Regions from separate parts of the Homo sapiens genome. Here region 1 is linked to region 2. A link is an interaction called in ENCODE POLR2A ChIA-PET data of the cell type or tissue named here. Cell type or tissue: MCF 10A. All regions are shown on one strand. Links, peaks and the distances in the headings refer to the core of each region. The heading gives the core; the rest is flanking DNA. Region 1 has its middle 8.4 kb from the start of TRAPPC10. Region 2 overlaps PDXK (pyridoxal kinase).

Region 1 (9,361 bases), core at 1,362-9,361, 240 kb before region 2:
GATCTTGAAGGCAGATGGATAGAAATTATTTAATCTGAAGAAGAGAAAAAAGTTGAAGAAAAGTGGAGAGAACCTCAGAGACCTATGGGACAGTATGAAATGGCCAAAAGCATGTGTGATCGGAGCTCCAGAAGGAGAGTATGAGTCTAGGAAGGAAACATTTTTGCAAAATGATGGCTCCAAATCCAAACACGTGGTGAAAAATACTGATTTACAGATCAAGAAATTCAGCAAAACCTGAAGAGAACACATACAAAGAAAATTACATGCAGGCATATCATACTCAAACTGGTGAAATAGATCAAGAGAAAAAAAATGTTTTGGTGGGGGGACAGGGTCTTGCTCTGTCGCCCAGGCTGGCGTGCAGGGGCACAGTCACGGCTCACTGTAGCCTCAGTCTTCTGGCTTCAAGCCATCCTCCCACTACAGCCTCCCAAGTAGCTGGGACCACAGGCACGTACCACCATGCCAGCTAATTTTTTAATTTTTTGTAGAGACGGCAGGGGGTCTTCCCCAGGCTGGCCTTGAACTCCTGACCTTAGGTGATCTGCCCACCTTGGCCTCCCAAAGTGCTGGGTTACAGGCATAAGCCACTGCACCCGGCCCTTCTCATAATTTCTTTAAGAGACCACTGACTGTTTAAAACAAACAATAGCTTGTGATACTTCTACAGTGTGTGTAGAAGTAAAAGGTAAGGACAGTGTGAAGGATGGATGGTGAGAGGTAACCCACTGATAAGCTCCTCACACTGTGAAGTGTGGAACTCCAGGTGTGAGGTGCAAGATGCAAAGGGTTATGTATGAAGAGGGAAGACTGAAGTGATACAATATTGACCCTACATTAAATTTGATATGTGAGGCATACGTAGTCTGTGCCCAGGAGAAAAAGCACTAGGGAAAAAATGAACAAAAGGGGTTTGGCTAAGAAGCCAATAAAGAAAAGAGAAATAATAGAAAATATCTGACTAATCCAAAAGAAGTCAGGGAAAGAACAACAGGAGAAAGACAGAAAGGACCAGTTATGTCAGGAAAAGACACTCAGCGCTCATTAGACATCAGGGAAATGCAAGTTAAAATGAAAATGAGATGCCACTTCACATGTACTCAAATCGATAAAATTTAAATTTATAATTAAAAACCCTGACGAGGCCAGGCACGGTGGCTCATGCCTGTAATCCCAGTGCTTTGGGAGGCTGAGGTGGGCCTCAGGAGTCAGGAGTCCGAGACCAGCCTGGCCAACATGGTAAAACCCCGTCTCTACTAAAAATACAAAAAATTAGCCAGGCGTGGTGGCGTGCACCTGTAATCCCAGCTACTTGGGAGGCTGAAGCAGGAGAATCGCTTGAACCCGGGAGGCGGAGGTTGCAGTGAGCCGAGATTGCACCACTGCGCTCCAGCCTGGGGAACAGAGCTAGACTCTGTCTCAAAAAACAAAAAATAAGTAAATAAAAAATAAAAACCCGACAATACCAAGTGTAGACTCCAAGCCGAGGAATATCTATGTCTTTGTACTGTTCTCACAGAGAACTGAGTCCAGCTGCTCTGAGAAGACAGACACTAGCCATTCCCCTTCCCGAAGACGTGGACACAGCGTTGTGCGGCTGGATGGGCTCCCACGTTAGGGAGTGTTCTTTCTGGAGGAAGGGAGGCAAAGGCAGAATCCCCTCCTCCAATCCCACCGGCTCTGGTCCAGGCAGCCTTTGGTGCGTGGGCAGTAAGTGGACTGCAAGCCTATTTTCCCTCTGAGCAGACCTATAAGAGATTTTTTTTTTCCACTTGGGAATTTAGAAAATGCTTGAATTCAGCACAAACACTGGTTTGGCACTTTCTTTTAATGAATCATGGTGAAATGATGCTAGTCCTGTCAATCGATGTTCATTCTTTTTTTTTTTTTTTTAGTACCTTTTTTCATGAGGCAGCATTTGGGGTGTTTTTTATTTTGTTTTATTGTTTTTGAAAAGTTGCTGGAACTTGAACTCAAATGGTTTTTCCTGGTAACCCATTACATCGTCTCCAGGCTGCAAAGAGCCTGTTAAATTATGTATTGGGACATTGTGTCTGCCTTATCTAACCAGAGGGACTGCTCGGGCCCTCTGCACAGAGGGCAAAAGGAAGGGCCAGTCAGTGAATGTTCACAGCAAGCTGCCCAGAACCGGACACAATCCAGACATCCCTCAGCCTCTGAATCATCAAACAGTGTGGCCCATCCACACCCAGAATACTACTCAGCAGCAGAAAGGAACAAACCATCCCCACAAAGGCCTGGAGGAACTTCCAGAGAATAATGCTGAGTAAAAACCTTCCAGGTCAGGTGCGGGGGCTGTGCCTGGAATCCCAGCACTGTGGGAGGCTCAGGCAGGAGGATCGTTTGAACTCGGGAGTTCAAGAACAGCCTGAGCAACATAGGGAGACCCTCGTCCCTACAAAAAATACAAAACCTAGCTGGGCCTGGTGGCATGTGCCTGTAGTCCCAACTACTTGGGAGGCTGAGGTGGGAGGATTGTTTGAGCCAGGTCGGCCGAGGTTGCAGTGAGCTGTGATTGGGCCACTGCACTCCAGCCTGGGCAACAGAGAGAGACCTTGTCTCAGAAACAAAACACAAAGCCCCTTCAGCCCCAAAAGGTGACACGCCGTGCAGTTGCTTTTATCCAACATCTTGAAATAACAAAATTATAGAAATGGAGAACAGACAAGTGTTTGCCAGGGGCCACAGGGGTGTGGGGTAAGGAGGGAGGAGGGTGTGGCTAGAAGAGGGCAACAGAGTGGCTCCTGCGGAAACAGAATGTTCTGGATCTGGACTGTGTCCACGTCAATACCTGGCTGTGACACTGTGATCCAATGTTACGAAACGTCACCACTGGGGAAACTCAGGAAAGGTGCACAAGACCTCCCTGGATTACTTCTTATACCACACGTCAACCCATTGTCATCTCAAAATTGTTCTTTTTTGAGACGCCGTCTCACTCTGCTGTCCAGGCTGGAGTGCAGTAGCATGATCTCGGCTCACTGCAACCTCCGCCTCCTGGGTTCAAGCGATTCTCCTGCCTCACCCTCCTGAGTAGCTGGGATTACAGGCACCCACCACCATGCCCAGATAATTTTTTGTATTTTTAGTAGAGATGGGGTTTCACCATGTTGGCCAGGCTAGTCTTGAACTCCTGACCTCAGGTGATCTGCCCACCTCAGCCTCCCAAAGTGCAGAGATTACAGGCACGAGCCACCGCGCCCAGCCTCACATTTTTAATAGAAAGCCAGGTAACTTTAAAGTAATCACGTGAGTTTTCACACTGTGTGTGGCTTTCAGTGTTTCACCGCGCGCTTCCTCCTCTTGGGCTCACCAGGCGTTCTAGAAGCCGCTCCGGGTGCAGGGAAAGCCAGTCCTGAGTCCGGTGCAGTTTATGGTTTTTGGTTTTTTTTGAGACGGGATCTCACTGTTGCCCAGGCTGAACTATGGTGGTGTGATCTATGCTCACTGCAACCTCCGCTTCCTGGGTTCAAGAGATTCTCCTACCTCATCCTCCTGAGTAGCTGGGATTACAGGCACAGCCACCACACTCAGCTAATTTTTGTATTTTTTTGTAGAGATGGGGTCTCACCATGTTGCCCAGGCTGGTCTTGAACTCTGAGCTCAAGCAGTCCTCCCACCTCAGCCCAAAGTGCTGGAATGACAGGTGTGAGCCCAACCTTGGTGCAGATATTTTTTGATGCGCATTTTCATCCGTCCATTTAACCAATCCCTCCATAAATAATATCCCAGGTGAGCAAATAGTCCAAAAAAGGGAAGATACTGCCTCCTGGGGCTCGGTGGGAGATTCTCTAAGGTGTCACCTTTGTTTGTTTGTTTTTGAGATGGAGTCTCTGTCGCCCAGGCTGGAGTGCAGTGGCATGATCTCTGCTCACTGCAACCTCCGCCTCCCGGGTTCAAGTGATTCTCCTGCCTCAGCCTCCCAAGTAGTTGGGATTACAGGCATGCACCGCCACACCCAGCTAATTTTTGTATTTTCAGCAGATGGAGTCCCCATGTTGGCCAGGCTGATCTCGAACTCCTGGCCTGAAGTGATCTGCCTGCCTCGGCCTTTCAAAGTGCTGGGATTACAGGCGTGAGCCACTGCGCCTGGCCAGGTGTTGGTTTTTTAAAAAGCAGTTCCAACCTTTCGTCCTTTGAGCCAGCAATTCCACTTCTAGAGCTCTTTGAGGAAGCAAAATCTCTCCCAAACCTTTATGGGTAAAAACACATGTTGCAGCATTGCTTTGCGGGAGCAAACAACTGGAAACAACCTGCACGTCAACAACTGTTAGCTGGGACCAGAGGCGCAGCCTGTGTCACATGAACCATGCTTTGTCCATTTGATGAACTATTGTGTCACTGTCAAAATGGTGTTTAGAACAGGCTTGTGAATGTTTGTGGAATTACTTGTTGAGCACGATGTTTGCTACGTGGGTGACGGGTGCACTAGATGCCAGAGCTCACCAGTATACAATATATCCACATAACAGAGCTGCACTTGGACCCTCTCCATCTATAAACACTTTTTAGAGGGGCTTATGATAATCTGGGAAATACTTAAAACGTCAGTTTATAAAAATCTTGAAAGTGAAGGCCAGGCACGGTGGCTCACACCTGTAGTCCCAGCACTTTGGGAGTCCAAGGTGGGAGAATCACTTGAGCCCAGGAGTTTGAGACCAGCCTGGGCCACATAGCAAGACCCTGTCTCTACAAAAAATACAAAAATTAGCCGGGTGTGGTGGCTGCATCTGTGTTCCCAGCTACTCGGGAGGCTGAGGTGGGAGGATCCTGAGCCTGGGAGGTGGAGGCTGCAGTGAGCCTAGACTGCACTACTGAACTCCAGCCTGGGCAACAGAGCAAGACCCTGTCTCAAAAAAAGAAAAGTGATGTGATATAATAACAACTACATAAAAGCAAAAAACTCCACCCCACTATCATTACAAAAGAGATTGGAAGGAAATTCATCAAAACAGTATCAGTGACTATGATTGGGTCACAGACTCTGCAGTTTCTTCCCCCTTTTACCCACATATCTGCATTTTCCATCTTTTTTTTTTTTTTTTGAGACACAGTTGCTCTGTCACTCACTCTGGAGTGTGGTGGTACATTCATAGCTCACTGCAGCCTCCATCTCCTTGGTTCAAGTGATCCTCCCACCTTGGCCTCCCAAAGTGCTGGGATAACAGGCGCATGCCACCACACCCAGCCCACGCAGTCCATAGGGAGCTTCCCTGTTTGTAAAAAGTGGAGCCACACTGTGGTTAAGCAGCAGATCCTGGAGCAGGGCCACATGGATTCTCAATTACTCTTCATGTCTCCTGCATCTGTTGTCTCATCTGAAAACAGGGATTATGATAGAATTTCCCCCCTTTAAAACATGTATTCTATGCAGTCAACACACCTGGATTTATTTATTTTTTTATGTTATATATATATTTTTTTTTTTGAGACAGAGTCTGGCTCTGTTGCCCAGGCTGGAGTGCAGTGGTGCAATCTCAGCTCACTGCAACCTCCGCCTCCCAGGTTCAAGCAATTCCCCTGCCTCAGCCTCCCGAGGAGCTGGGATTACAGGCACACGCCATCACGCCCAGCTAATTTTTGTATTTTTAGTAGAGACGGGGTTTCACCATGTTGCCCGGGCTGATCTCGAACTCCTGATCTCAGGTGATCCACCTGCCTGGGCCTCCCAAAATGCTGAGATTATAGGCGTGAGCCACCGATGCCTGGCCTTGAATTATTTTAATGCCTACAAAAAGCCTGGGAGGAGGTATCCTAGCTCCATGTCGCAGAGGAGAGACAGACAGAGGCCCAGGGCTCGCCCCATGGCAGCTCAGAGATCAGGCCCACTGGGGCTTGGCCGCGCCCGGAACACAGTTGCCAGGACTGCAGCCATCACCCCATTTCGTACAAGAGGCAATGGCAGGTCCCCTGGCACAGCAAGGGTATGCCCGGCCTTTAGCCTGGCGCCTCTCCTCTTGCTGAGTCTCAATCTTGTGCATGGCACACTGTCAACTGCTGCTGTCACTGTGTGGTGTCTTCAGAAAGAACCTGCTCCCACCTGAGCTTGTGCAGAAACAATACGCTCTTCCCAGGTTTTAGGCTGTATAGTGTGATGTAAATAAGTAGCGCTGATGGAATCAAGCCTGGCGCTGTGGACGGCTGCTCCAAACACTATGCCCCATGCTATTTTTTTTTTTTTTTTTTTTTGAGACGGAGTCTCACTCTGTCGCCTAGGCTGGAGTGCAATGGCGCAATCTCGGCTCACTGCAAGCTCCACCTCTCCCGGGTTCACGCCATTCTCCTGCCTCAGCCTCCCGAGTAGCTGGGACTACAGGTGCCCGCCACCACGCCCGGCTAATTTTTTTTATTTTTATTTTTTTTAGTAGAGACGGGGTTTCACCGTGTTAGCCAGGATGGTCTCAATCTCCTGACCTCGTGATCTGCCCGCCTCAGCCTCCCAAAGTGCTGGGATTACAGGCGTGAGCCACCGTGCCTGGCCCGTGCTCCTATTTTGAACTCAGTTGGGTCTTTCTTGGCTTCCTGACAGTCTGGATTCTCGTGCTCCCTCTCCAAGCAGAGGTCACTCCCCAAGAGGCCTGTCTGTGCCTTGGCCTCATGTCCCCCGCTTGTGTCCCTGCGCGGTGGGGTTCGGGACTGGGGCAGGAGCAGCCACCCTGCTGGAGGCCCTCATCTGTGCCCCACCTTTTCCTTGCTGTTCTCAGGGACCAGGGAGCCGCCCACTGCCCAGATGGCAGAAGCCGGCTGTGGCCTGGCTCAGACATAGGAGCAGCACCAATGCCTTTCACGCCAACCCCTGGCACACCTAACAGCGGGTGATATAACATCCCCCTTGCACAGAAGAAGGTGGCAAGAGGGAAGAGCTGGTTGAGGGCTGAGCTGCCAGTAAGCCAACCTCCAAAACATCACTCGAATAGCCTGGAGGGTGGTGTCAGCTAGCCCAGTTTCTACATCTCTTCCTACGTAAATGGTACAATGCGAAAACTGTCCAGTCACGGTGGCCTGAGTGGTGACAAGAGAACAGTCCTCCCTGGTGCACTCAGACCCTAACAGACGCATTGGGTGCCCCAGGCCACATGCCTTCAGCTCACTCTGATTTCAGGTGCAGCTGGGTGGCACCAGACAGTTAGGGTCCCTCCTCTGAGACTAGTTGGGGGCCCCACTTTTCTGCCGCAGGCCTAGAACCTTCTCCATGGGCTCAGAAACAGGCTCAGCCAGGAAGCGTTGGAAAATGGACACCAGCAGGCCCTGTCTCCACGATGGCCGCCCTGGGGTAGGTGGGTGGTCATGCAAACCTCCCTCTGCTCAGAGGTACTTTGTTCACAGCCCTGGCCAGGTCGAACTATGATGGGAACTAGCTCAGTGACAGTCCCTGTCTTACCCCCATCCTCTACACCCCACCATCCCCACTCCCTTCCCCCTCTCTCTGGGCCCACCTCAAATAAACCACCTGTACCCCAGTCCATGCACACTCTGCCTCGAAGGCAGATGGCTCTGTGATGGACGCATCTCTCCTGCTCCCCTGTCGTCCAGCCCCCAGCCCTGAGAGGGGCCCGATGGCTGCCGGAATTCTAGGAGAGATGCACCCACGGCCTGGTACTGAAATCAAGAGTTCATCTCATTACCTAAACGTTACATGTTTAATACACTGGCTGGGAACTTGGCTGACTCAGAAAATTGCAAGTAATAAGTGTTCTGTTTTGAACATGAAGAGTACTTAATTGTTATTAATATAAAACCAGCTCCTCCCTGCATCCTTTAAATAAATGTGGAAACAAGTCTGAGGACGAGGGTCTGCAGGGGGCCTTGTGGCCTCAGCCCAGCTTTTTTGGGAACCAAAGGCCTCCTCCAGGCAGTCTTCCAACTGTCCCTGGCAGGATGGGCTGTGAGCTGCAGACCTAAGGCGGCTGACTGCTGTGGGGTGAGGCTGCGTGGTGTCCGTGGGAGGCTTGCCAAGGCCCATCTGTCCCGTCCTGGCCCAGGCTGGTGCAGGGACAGCAGTGGGTTTTCTGATCAAAGGGACTTGCTTTTTTCCACGTGGCTCTTGCCACTGCCTGGCCCCAAGGGAGGCTCCCCCTGGCCCAGCTCCCACCTCTGTCCCAGGCTTAGTCCCGGCCCCACTCCCCTCCTCCCTTTGCAGAGATCACTACAGAGGTTTGCACAGACACATTCAACCAGAGACAGTGGCGGGGGGCAATCCCCAGAATGCAGGGGAAAGGAAGAGGTGCTGACCTCCTGGCAACTTCAGCCAGAGCATCTTGGCCCTTTTCAGGCATGGGAGAAAGAGGCAGGTCTTTATTTAAGATGCATTCTCATGTCAGGAGAGGGAGAGGCCAACACCTGCTAGTGATAGGAGGGTTTTCCCTCTCTTAGTCCAACCCAGCATGAGCAGAAATAGTAAACCCTTCTGAGACACCAACAGCATCAGCAATAAGGTGGATGAGGGACACGTTCCTGACCCAGCAATGGGGGTGCGGCACCACATGGCAGTGGAACATTTCTAAACACTGACATACACTAAGCTGCCAAGGAAGCTTCCAGAGAGCCACCCAGCCAAGCATGTCCATTTTTTGAAAAGAAAGAATAAGGCCAGGTGCAGTGTTCACGCCTGTAGTCTCAGCACTTCGGGAGGCTGAGACAGGAGGATCATTTGGGGCCAGGAGTTTGAGACCAGCCTGGGCAACATAGAGAGACCCCCATGTCTACCAAAAAATAAGTTAGCCAGGTGTGGTGGTACACATCTGTAATCCCAGCCACTGGGGAGGCTGAGATGGGAGGATTGCTTGAGCCCAACAAGTTGAGGCTGCAGTGAGCAAAGGTTGACCACTGCACTTCAGCCTGGGCAACAGAATGAGACCCTGTCTCAGAAAAAAAAAAAAAAGGAATTACTGGAAACATACACTAATACAAATATGTATCTACAAGCAGGGGTAAGACTTACGATACTTGCTGGCCAATATAGCACAGGAATTGACCAATTGAAACAGACTGACAGCCACTCACAGTAGGTATCATGGGCACCGCACCAGCCAAGCTCCAGCCTGTGGAGGACACAGGCAGACAGGGCTGGGGAGACGGAGGCCTCTCCTTTGCACTGGGCTGGATAACTGCAATGTCTGAACGATGGGAGTGTATTCACTACTCCGAAAAAGGACAGTGTCTCCAATCAGTGGTGCCAGGAAACCTGGATATCCACATGCAGAATGAAATTGGACGCTTATCTCATACCATGTACAAAATTCAACTCAAAATGGATTAAAGACTTAACACAAAACCCGAACATGTGAAGCCACTAGAAGAAAACGTAGGGAAAGGCTCCATGACAATGATCTGGGCA
Region 2 (10,745 bases), core at 1,399-9,398:
CCAACAAGGGAAAGTGAAGACTGGACCCTCAGAGGCCACACAGTCAGGCCAGCCTCGGGGTCGCTGTGCTGCTCCTGAGAGTAACAAGGGCGTGAATAACTAGATGTCTGGACACATCTGTGTGTGTGTATGCTGTGTGTCCACGAGTGTGTGTGCCTGTGCATCCGTGTAGTGTGTGTGTTCGTGCATGTGTGCCTGTGCTTCCGCGTGTGCGTCCGCATGTATATGTGGGTGCGTTTGCGTGTGCGTGCATCTGCGTGTGTATGTGTGCGTCTGTGTGTGCATCCGCGTGTGTGTGCATCCCTGTGTGCGTGTGTGTGCGCCCGCATGTACGCATGTGTTTGCATGTGTGTGCCCGCAAGGTTCCCATGTCCAGACGCAGAGAGGGTGGTGAGGAGGCTACACACACAACTGCTTTCTCAGGGCCATGGGTGTGAACTTGGGGCCACTAGCCTTCTGCGTCACTTTCACACTGTTCAGAGAAAATCAGCCAGGTGGTGTCTGTGTAAACAATCAGCACAGCCAGGCGGACGCGTCCTTCCAGTGAGCTCAGGGACCCGGCCCGGCTCTGAGGGAGGCCTATGATGCTGGGTCCGTGGAAGCCAGTTCCAGCCAGGCCATTCATCGTGACCTGTGAGGTCTTGGGAATCCCACCCGACCTCCGAGAGCCTGTAAAAAGGGGGCGTCATCCCAGTGTTGCTGGCTCGGCTGCTGACACCTGAGCATGCCCAGTGCACACTGGGCGTGAGCCTGCTCGCACCCCCAGGCCCTCCCCTTTCACAGAAAAATTTCCCAAGCCTGTTCAGTCTGCTCTTCCTTGGTGGGGGTCACAGGAGCTCAGGAAATTCACCACTTGCTGGATAAGGCACAATTTTCACGTTATTGAACCCAAAACATTTTTTTTTGAGATGTAGTCTCACTCTGTCGCCCAGGCTGGAGTGCAGCGGCACGATATCAGCTCACTATAACCTCTGCCTCCGGGGTTCAAGCTATTCTCCTGCCTCAGCATCCCGAGTAGCTGGGATTATAGGCGTGCACCAACACACCCAGCTAATTTTTGTATGTTTAGTAGAGACAGGTTTTCGCCATGTTGGCCAGGCTGGTTTTGAACTCCTGGCCTCAAGTGATCCGCCTGTGTTGGCCTCCCAAAGTGCTGGGATTACAGGCGTGAGCCACTATGCCTGGTCCTCAGACCCTCGCTTTGAAGCAGCTGTTGTCTTGGTCTCCAGGGTGTCAGCGGTCCTCTGCCTGGAGCAGCTTCACTGCGATCGATCGATCTCGTGGTCACACGGCCTCACAAGGCCTTCTTCTTACGAGTACACCAGGCCCTGGATTTAGGGTCCTCACCTGGGGCGACTGCATTTTATGTAACTAATTACATCCACAAAGACCTCATTTCCAAACAAAGTCACATTCTTTTTTTTTTTTTTTTTTTCCAATTGAGATGGGGTCTCACTCTGTCACCCAGGCTGGAGTCCAGTGGTGCAATCTCGGCTCACTGCAGCCTCCGCCCATCCCCTGCCTCTCCCCCCCGGCCCCCGCCCAGGCTCAAATGAGCCTCCTACCTCAGCCTCCTGAGCAGCTAGGACTACAGGCACATGCTACCATGCCTGGCTACTTTTTTTTTTTATTTGAAATGGAATTTTCGCTCTTGTTGCCCAGGCTGGAGTGCAATGGCACGATCTTGGCTCACTGCAACCTCTGCCTCCCAGGTTCAAGTGATTCTCCTGCCTCAGCCTCCCTAGTAGCTGGGATTACAAGCATGTGCCACCACGCCAGGCTAATTTTTTGTATTTTTAGTAGAGACGGGGTTTCTCCATGTTGGTCAGGCTGGTCTTGAACTCCCGACCTCAGGTGATCCGCCCGCCTCGGCCTCCCAAAGTGCTGGGGTTACAGGGGTAAGCCACCACGCCCGGCATCATGCCTGGCTACTTTTTTCCATTTTCAGTGTAGACGGGGTTTCACCATGTTGCCCAGGCTGGTCTTGAACTCCTGAGCTCAAGCAATCCACCCACCTCGGCTTCCCAAAGTCCTGGGATTACAGGCATGAGCCACTGCACCTGGCCTAATAAAGTCACATTCTGAAGTGCAGGGTGGACGTGAGTTTTTGCAGGACATCAATGAATTTGGGGGGACACCTGTCCAGGCTTAGGGTGGACCTTTTTGCAGGACATCATTGAATTTGGGGGGGACACCTGTCCAGGCTCAGTGTCCTCAACAGTGCTGCCTTTATAATCACAGCCTGAACTGTACCCTTCAAATGGCTGAGTCATATGGAATGAATTGTAACTCAATAAAGCTGTTACCAGAAAAAACAGAAATAAGAGCCAGGAGTGGTGGCTCACGCCTGTAATTCCGGCACTTTGTGAGGCCGAGGAGGAAGGATCACTTGAGCCCAGGAGTTCGAGACCAGCCTGGGCAACATGGCAAGACCTCATCTCTACAAAAAAATTGTTTAATGAGCTGGACGTGGTGGTGTGCCTGTGGTCCAGCTACTCGGGAGCCTGAGGCGGGAGGATGGCTTGAGGCCAATTGCTTGGACAGAAGTTGCTGTGAGTTGAGATCACACCACTGCACTCCAGCCTGGGTGACAGAGTGAGAACCTGTCTGGAAAAAAAAAAAAAAATAGAAATAAGGAAAGAGAAGTCTGTCTCCCATCCCTTCCCCCAGCTCTTTGGCAGGGGCACGGGCTTGGTGGGAGCTGGCATGGATGGGGGCATGAGCAGGGCAGTGCGCAGGGGCCTGGGCCGGCCTCGTGGAGGTGACGGCTGTTTCAGGGCCAGCCTGAGTCCGCACCTTGTGAGGGAATCTCCTCAATGCAGTAATTTAGGCAGAATTCCAGCTGGGGTGAGGTGGCCTGTAATCCCAGAGGCCTCCGGAAAGTGCAGCCTACCGGATGCTGGCCAGGCCCGGCCTGTCCCCACAAGTGTCTTGGAAAGGCCCTACCAGGGTGGAGGACACGGGTGGCAGCAAACCCTGAAGGTCAGTCCATCCCAGCGAGTGTGTGACAGGTGTTCACTGGGGCCAAAGGAAGACCCCGAGCCCCAGGGAGGTGTCAACAACCACACTCTGCTGGTGGTGTCCCCAGAGAAGCCCCGGGAGCCTAACTGCCCATGAGGTTCCTTCTCTCCCTTCCCAGCCTCCCTCCATCTGCCGTCCCCACCCCCACGCCACTGGAGCCCAGCCCCTTTCCTAGGAACCCAGATTTGAAGCCCTAAGCCAGCATGGCCTCAAGGGCAGGTCCTGGACTTGAGGCCGGCCTTTCCCACCCATCGGGGGAAGAAGGCCCAGCCAGAGTCCTCACAATGGCTGAGGCTTCAGGGCCGAGCATGTTTGCTGCTGGATATTTGGCTCAGACCCTCGGAGGGGGAGATGACCAAGCCAGCACATGCCCCACCCCTGGACACGCCACAGCAGTTCCAGCTTGGAGGCTAACCCACCCTGTTGTTGTCTGATGAACCCCAGTTCTAGGAAGGCCTCTCAGATTTTCAGCTCATCTATTGTTCCTTGTGTAAAGGCAGGTACTTACCCTAAATCCTGCCCTTAGGGCAAATGACTGGGATGCTGTCTGCTTCAACTGTCCAGCACATCCCTTCTGAACCACACGCACCCCTCCCCTACGGTACATAAGCCCTAGGCTTGGGGGTGATGGGTGGGCCCCAGACACAGACATGGCTTCTGTTCCGAAGTCCCTATTAAATGTTTCTTTCTGAGAAACTGGATTGGGCAGCTTCTTCTTCTTCTTCTTTTTTTTTTTTTTTTTGAGATGGAGTCTTTGCTCTGTTTCCCAGACTGGAGTGCAGTGGTGCGAACTCGGCTCACTGCAACCTCCACCTCCGGGGCTCAAGCGATTCTCCTGCCTCAGCCTCCCGAACAGCTGGGATTACAGGCGCCCGCCACCATGCCCAGCTAACTTTTGTATTTTTAGTAGAGATGGGGTTTCACCATGTTGGCCAGGCTGGTCTTGAACTCCTGACCTCGTGATCCACCTGCCTCAGCCTCCCAAAGTGCTCGGATTACAGGGCTGAGCCACTGCACCTGGCCAAGGGCAGCTTCTTTCTTCGGCCTCTCTGCTTCCTTGAACTTCGGGATAGGTCTGCATAGGCCCCCACTGCTGCAGAACACACTCCATCCCTCGTCACCAGACGTGGTGGGCTGAATCATGGCCCTCAAAGAGGTCCACATCTTCATCCTCAGACCCTGTGAATTTGTGACCTTACCTGGCAAAAGGGACTTGCAGGTGGGATTAAATTCAGGTTCCTGAAATGAGAGATGACCCTAAATTATCTAGGTAGGTCCAAAGTCACACAGGGTCCTTCTAAGAGAAAGGGCGGAGGTCAGGGTCAGGGAGAGGTGGAAAGATGTGACACTACTGGCTTTGGTGATGGAAGGGGCCATAAGCAAGGGGATGCAGGCGCCCTCCAGATACTAAAAAAGGCAGGAAACGGATTCAGCCCCTCTAAGCCTCCAGGAGGAACCAGCCCTGCTGACTGTTTTTAGACTCTTCTGGCCCCTGCAACTGTAAGAGAACAAATGTGTTCCTTTAAGCCACTCAGCTTGTGGAAATTTGTCACAGTAGCCTCAGGACATTTTCATGCCAACCAGGATTAGGCCCGTAGGCCCAGAGTAGCCACTGCAGGGGACAGGAGCACTGCAGGCAGCAGTGTGCTAGACGCGGAGCAAATCCCATAAACGAGGCAGCAGACACCCTGCCCCGGCCGCCCCGTGCCCTCCCCTGTGTGCTCTGTGGTCTGGGGTCTGTGGCTCCTGGTGTTCTCCATGGGGAGGGGCGTCCAGAGGGGGTCCTCATTGGGGAGGGGCTGGTTCTGCAGCCCCTGGTTCCGCCTTCTCCTTGTTCTTGGCACACAGCAACCAGCCTGGCATTGCTGGAGATGGTCTGTGGGTTTATCGCACAGGTGCACATGAGTCAGGGAACACGAGATCTGCCCAGCCAGAGGCACTACAACGTCACCACCCAGGTGTGAAGGAGCCAGGTGGATCCCAGGAGGAGCAGACACCCTTGGCCAACACCCAGAGCTGGGCCTCAGAATTGCACAGGGAGGCCTCCTATCCCTGAGGGCTCTGCCCTGGGAAGTCCTGCAGGAAGCCCATGCCGGGGCACCCAGGCCAGCCCCCAAGGCAGAAAACAGAGTGCAGGATGGGAGGGGGCCTGGGCCCGGCAGGCAGGGGCAAGGCATGCTCTTTCCTCCAAAGGGGAGGTTTTTAGGGAGTCAGCTGCCACCATTTCCAGCAGCAATCCCTAGCGTGGCTGGCAGGGTACTGGGTGTTCAGCCAATCACAGGTAGGGAGCTCCTGGGATGGGAAGGAACCATCATGCCTCAACACGACCGCCATGAAAATATTTATTTGTGGATATCATACAAGTCAACAGGACCAGCACGAAACAGATGCAGCCTACACAGTGCTGTAGGACCGAGGCTCACAAACATCCACATGGCACAAGCAGGGCCGGCCACTCCAGGCAAACGAAGCCACCCCCGAACCTTGCAGAGGCCGCACTCCCTCAGCAGGGGGACCACGGAGGCGACAGGTGCTTTGATGCCTCCGAAGAGCTGAGCTCCATTCCACGGAGGGAGCGGGCTGCGCCGCCGTCCTCCCATTGGTCCAGTTTTGCAATCACTAGATGAAGCTCCGGTTAAAGTTCTAAATCAGGAATGACGCAGCCATGAAGTTAAAGGCATCCAGAAGGTCACCACACACCTGGCACCCTCCAAGGGCCCACGCGGAGCCAGCTGAGGACTCACGTCCATGCTCCAGAACGTCAGCACCTCTGCCTCCCATCACCAAGAAGGGGCTTCAGACACCTCATGGGGACCTATGACGGCTCGAGCTTGACACAGGTTCTCCCAGCTGCTCGACACGCTGTGGGATGTACTGGAAGGGTCTTCCAGGCCTGCTGAGGCCTCTTTTTGTCCCACCAGCCCTGCACCCACCCTCCTCCTGCCAGGGGCTGGGTCTTGGGTTAGAAAGTCACTCGAGGGCTTCAGAGCCGCTGACCCAGCTTGCAGCTCAAAATGAGGACAAAGGCGCTTCCATCCACCTTCACGGAGATGCTGGCTTCGCAGGCCGGTGGGCGAGGCGAGGTCCATAGTTTTACTTAGGACAGGTTTCCCAGGCAGTACCCAGGTCGTGTGGGGGATCCCCAAGCAGAAGCTTAGGACGGCATTCTCCCCTCTCTGTTCCCACCCACCTATCCGCCAGACACTGGGCTTGCCCTTGCTGTCCGTCCCAGCACTGACGGGCAGGACAGAGATGCATGGGGTGAGTGGCCCTGTGGCACTGGAAGGCATATCCCACCAGAAATGGGTTTCCTGTTGGACAAAGACCAGAAATGGCCCCGCAGTATACTGGTGGATGGGAAGAAAGGAGAGGCTGGCATTTGGGGGTGCTGTTCCCACCACAGCCTTGAAGCTGGGGCCCCCCATCAAAGCTTGTCCCAGGCAAGGGTCAGAGATGGAAGGGGACATCTCTTGCTCTGGGACAGGGTCCTGCTTGGCTCAGACAGTGGGAAAACTAAAAACACCTGTTTATTCTGCCAGAATCGAAAGAAAAATTCCAGGAAGAACTTCTTACTAATATACATTTTTAAGATATTGACCAGTCATCTAAACTTACTCATTAAACTGTTTTAAACAAATGAACACACCGTGTTGCAATGAAAGGCAGGAACGTGGTTTTAGACGCCGATTGAAAACCAGTGTCTTTGTGCACTGAGAACAGGAAACATTCTGCTCTGAGAACAAACTGCAGAGTCGACAGGAGACACACATGCGACAGAAAGCCCCCAGCAGGAGAGACCGTGCACCCTGGTGGGTGATGGGATGCCCGGGCAGTGGCTTGGACACAGCTGTCACGCCACGATGCCTGCTGGGTCCTGCAGGGACAGGGGACACAGGCCACACACAGAGCCCAGCCACGCACTGTGGAGCGTGGCACAGGCCACACAAACTGGCTCCTACCACCTAACAGAGACGAGTCGCACACTGAAAAAAGTCCCCTAGAAGGATGGCTCACGTCCATCCTACCGGGGGGGATGGACGCAGGGACCTGGCCCTGGCTCTGGTCTGGCGGCAACCCCTGCTGGCAGAGGCAGGAGGTGTGCGGCTGGAGTCAGAAACTGAGGTGCTGTCTATAAAAATTCCAAGATTCCGCCGGGTGCACTGGCTCATGCCTGTAATCCCAGCACTCTGGGAGGCCGAGGCGGGCAGATCACTTGAGGTCAGGAGTTTGAGACCAGCTTGGCCAACATGGTGAAACCCCATCTCTACTAAAAATACAAAAATCAGCTGAGCGTGGTGGCGCATGCCTGTAATCCCAGCTACTTGGGAGGCTGGGGCAGGAGAACCACTTGAACCCAGGAAGCGGAGTTTGCAGTGAGCCGAGATCACACCACTGCACGCCAGCCTGGGTGTCAGAGCGAGACTTCACCTCAAAAAAAAAAAAACAAAAAAAAACAAAAAATCCAAGATTCCCACCTCCTTCCACCTGCAGATGGCCAGCACCTGCACCTGCCAGGCAGGAACACACGACAGGCCCAGCTCTGCCCAGGGCTACAGGGCCATACAGGCTCAGGTATCCTCCCCTGTGCTGGGAGTCCGGAGTGGGGACGGTGTCCACCCAGACCCGCCAGGCCACGCTCCAGGCTTCCCTGGCTTAGGGCTGACAAGACTTCCGGGCAGTGGACTTGGCCTCCCACAGCCACCCTCCCCAGGGCCTGGGGTCCTTCTGGGAGCCCCCTCGGCCCTGGTGATCAGCATCCATCTGAGTGCTCGGTGGACGGACACGGGAGCCGCCTCTCCAGCGAGTCTCAGCGGAAGCCGCTGGCCTGGCAGTGAGAGGCGGCGTGGAAGGAAAAGGCTCAGCAGGCACATCCCTCCGGCGGGCAGAGTGGCATCGGGGGGCCACACAGCTCTCACCTGGACTCAGAAAGCCAGGTCCAAAGTTCTCGTTTCCCTGTCTGCACATAACCTGCTCTGCTCACTCACAAACTCCAGTTCCCCTGCTCTGGGCCCAGGCAGGCGATCCACAGGGAGGGGTGTGTGAAGGAGGCCCATGAGACCAGGCAGGCGGCAGGGGAGAGAGGGAGAGACTCCTGGCTACCCGGGCAGCAGAGTACAGTCCAGCCACACAGTGGGGACACCTCTGATCTCCATAAACATGGACACTGCTGCCCCGACACAGGTGGCCCCATCGGAGGGCAGGAAGGACAAGGAAAAGAGCTCCAGCTGCCAGAACACTCTCAACCTCCTCTCTTTGCATAGTTAAACTAAAGAGAGAATGAGGCTGGAGCCAGGGAAGGTGGACGGGCAGAGTGGGGAGCTGCTCGGGGCCCCGCAATCTGAGGGCCATCTATACCACCTTCCCTGGCCAGTGCCCTCCCAGGGCCTTGCACCGTGCACCTACTGTGGGCTCTGCCTTCTCTGACACCAGGCACGAGAGGCCTGAGCTCAACCACATAGCTTTTATTGTTTTACCTCGGGTAGCGGTGGGGACTGTTACCCCAGGGGCTTTGGCCTCTTACCTGGTGCAGGCAACTCTCTTGCCTGGTGATCTCAAGATGGAGACATCCCTCACTTACTCATCAGCGTGGCTAAGCCAAGCCAGCCTCCGTTCACGGTAAGACCAAACGTTTCAAAACTGGCTCTAACGAGCTTAAGAACAGGACATTAAACAAAGCATCATGCTGCAACTGTTTACATGTATTGGAAAAATAACAGATGCACATAATAACCTTGGCAGGACTAGGCAACAATTTAAAATCGATTTTAAAAAGGATCCTATTGTGGAATTCATCCTTACGGTCTACAGGGAGAAGTTTGAAAAACTGGATTAAGAAAGTATTAAACTTCTGTACCCTGACAATAAGCAGGCGATGTTGGACCAGTATAGCTGTCACCTTAAAATAAATTCTTCTCATTATTTTGCATGTTATTAACTATGGAAAGTGAAAACAAAGATCAATTCTAATCTGGATCCAAGCCATAGGGAAACCCACTGCCAATGCCCAAGGTTACCTTCCTGGATGAGAAACTGAAACTGAAGGCCACCAGGGGCCTCTGCCGAAGTCAGGAGAGACGAACATGCCCGGGTGGAAACGGGCCGTGGACAGGGCAGGCTCCAGCTGCTCCGTGGTTTGACAGCAGGCAGTCTGGGGAGGGGATGCCGGACTCTGCCCGTAGAGGCTGACAATTTCCACAAAAGCCCTGCACCCACAAAGGCACCATCTGCTCTCAGAAACCCCCGATTTCTTTCTCCTTAGTCGCAGCCCAGGCCTCTCCTGGTTCGGCTGATACAGCCAAAGAAAACAGAAGAGAAGTTTCAGATTGCGCCAGAGAGCTCAGGATTTACGGGAGGCGCCTGCAGGGACAGCCATTCTCCTAATTCTTGCTTAATACAGGGAAGTCCAAGAACTAAAGCTGATGTGGGGACTCAGCCTCTGAAACGAGCTCAAAGAACCAAGAATCAAAGCTTGCTCGCCAGGGCACACCGCCCGTAACACCCACTGCAGGGGCAGAAGGAGTCCCACACCTGACACTGCGTTCTCATGCTGGGTTTTTCACCAGCTCACAGGACAGAGAGACATTTAGGTTCTTTCCCCCATGCTATACGTGCTCTTGGTGTTTAAAAAAAAAAAAAAAAGAAAAAGAAAAGCTTTCCTGGTGGCTGGCAATGTGGCACACGCCCCAGTCTCCACTTGGCAGTGAGGGTATTTCCAGTTAAACGCCCTACAGAGGGCCAGGTGGTTCTGGCAGATCCCTGCACTCACATACTGGGGAGGCCGCCTCCCCGCCAGGCTCCGGACACAGCCATCCTCCTTCCTGCTGGTGTGGCGGCGCCCTGTAGGGACCAGTGGCTCTGGGCTGCAACGGGCCTGCCACCCGTGTCCTCGGAGCCAGGAAACATGGCTGCGAAACCCGTGTCTGACTCACTGGCTGAGGTGGGGGAGCCAGGCGCCCTGATGCACGCTCGTGAAGACATTCAGAACGAACAGAGTGGGAGAGTGGGGGAGGGGGTGGGGGTTCCATATAAACCTGCATCTTTTCGCTTCAGGGCATTTTTCAACAAAGAACGCACTCCTGGCAAGCGAGTCTTTCTAGAAGACACTGGAATGGCCTCACAGGAGGGTATGGGCTCCAGGAGGGGCCCGTCCGTGGGGAAGGTAGCGGGGTGGGGGTACCCCTTGGAGAGTCCGCTTCTTGGGGGCCCCATGGGCCCCCACTTCCTGCATCTCCCTATTTCTCTCCAGCCGTGGGTTCCCTGGAGACACAAACCTCTGCACACCCCAGAGCTGGGATGCAGGGCTGCAGGGGTGTGGCTGAAATCAAGGCAGGCCAGGGACAGGCACTGCCGCCTATAGCTATACCTGGGGGGACCCCAAACTCTGGGCAAAGTGGGGCCAGGGAGGTCACTGCTGAGCAGAGGATGATAGGACTTGTCAGAGCTGGTGCTGTGGCCTCTGCCGTCACCCCAGCCTGCCCAAGGGCCTGGGAGCTGCCCGCCCCCACCGTGCCCCACACCCACCTTGGAAGATTGGCAGCTTCCAGGGTGGCCTCTTGCCCCTGGGCATTTGGTGGGGCACAGAACTGAGGTCAGGGGACAAGGGTTAAATGTGCCAGCAGGGGCAGGGGGCAGGCACCCCTCTGTCCTGTCTACAAATGCTGTGGCTCAATGTGCTGTCACGGGCAGCACGTGGCAAACGCGCAGTGCTCAGCCTGCTGCACCAC

Evidence for each region. ChIA-PET counts read pairs that join two places held together with the same protein. Peaks named below come from ENCODE experiments on the same cell type or tissue, not always from the same donor. Only the 100,000 strongest peaks of a DNase experiment are listed, where the experiment ranks them.
Region 1: POLR2A ChIA-PET joins it to region 2 with 5 read pairs; 4 of 35 experiments call an interaction of 5 or more read pairs at or near these places.

What each region holds. Positions count from the first base shown.
Region 1 is chr21:43,999,209-44,008,569 of GRCh38, reverse strand. No RefSeq gene overlaps it. Among named protein-coding and RNA genes, the nearest start is that of TRAPPC10, 8.4 kb to the left of the region's middle. In MCF 10A, for the core only: no CTCF peak of the experiment used is centred there; a DNase peak (open chromatin) is centred at 2,199.
Region 2 is chr21:43,756,902-43,767,646 of GRCh38, reverse strand. It overlaps PDXK (pyridoxal kinase), which reads right to left. Exons shown (of 11, transcript NM_003681.5): 11 at 5,348-10,745. Among named protein-coding and RNA genes, the nearest start is that of CSTB, 14 kb to the left of the region's middle. RefSeq lists enhancers at 282-895, 2,208-2,953, 2,954-3,699. In MCF 10A, for the core only: no CTCF peak of the experiment used is centred there; DNase peaks (open chromatin) are centred at 2,836, 3,536, 4,986 and 9,376.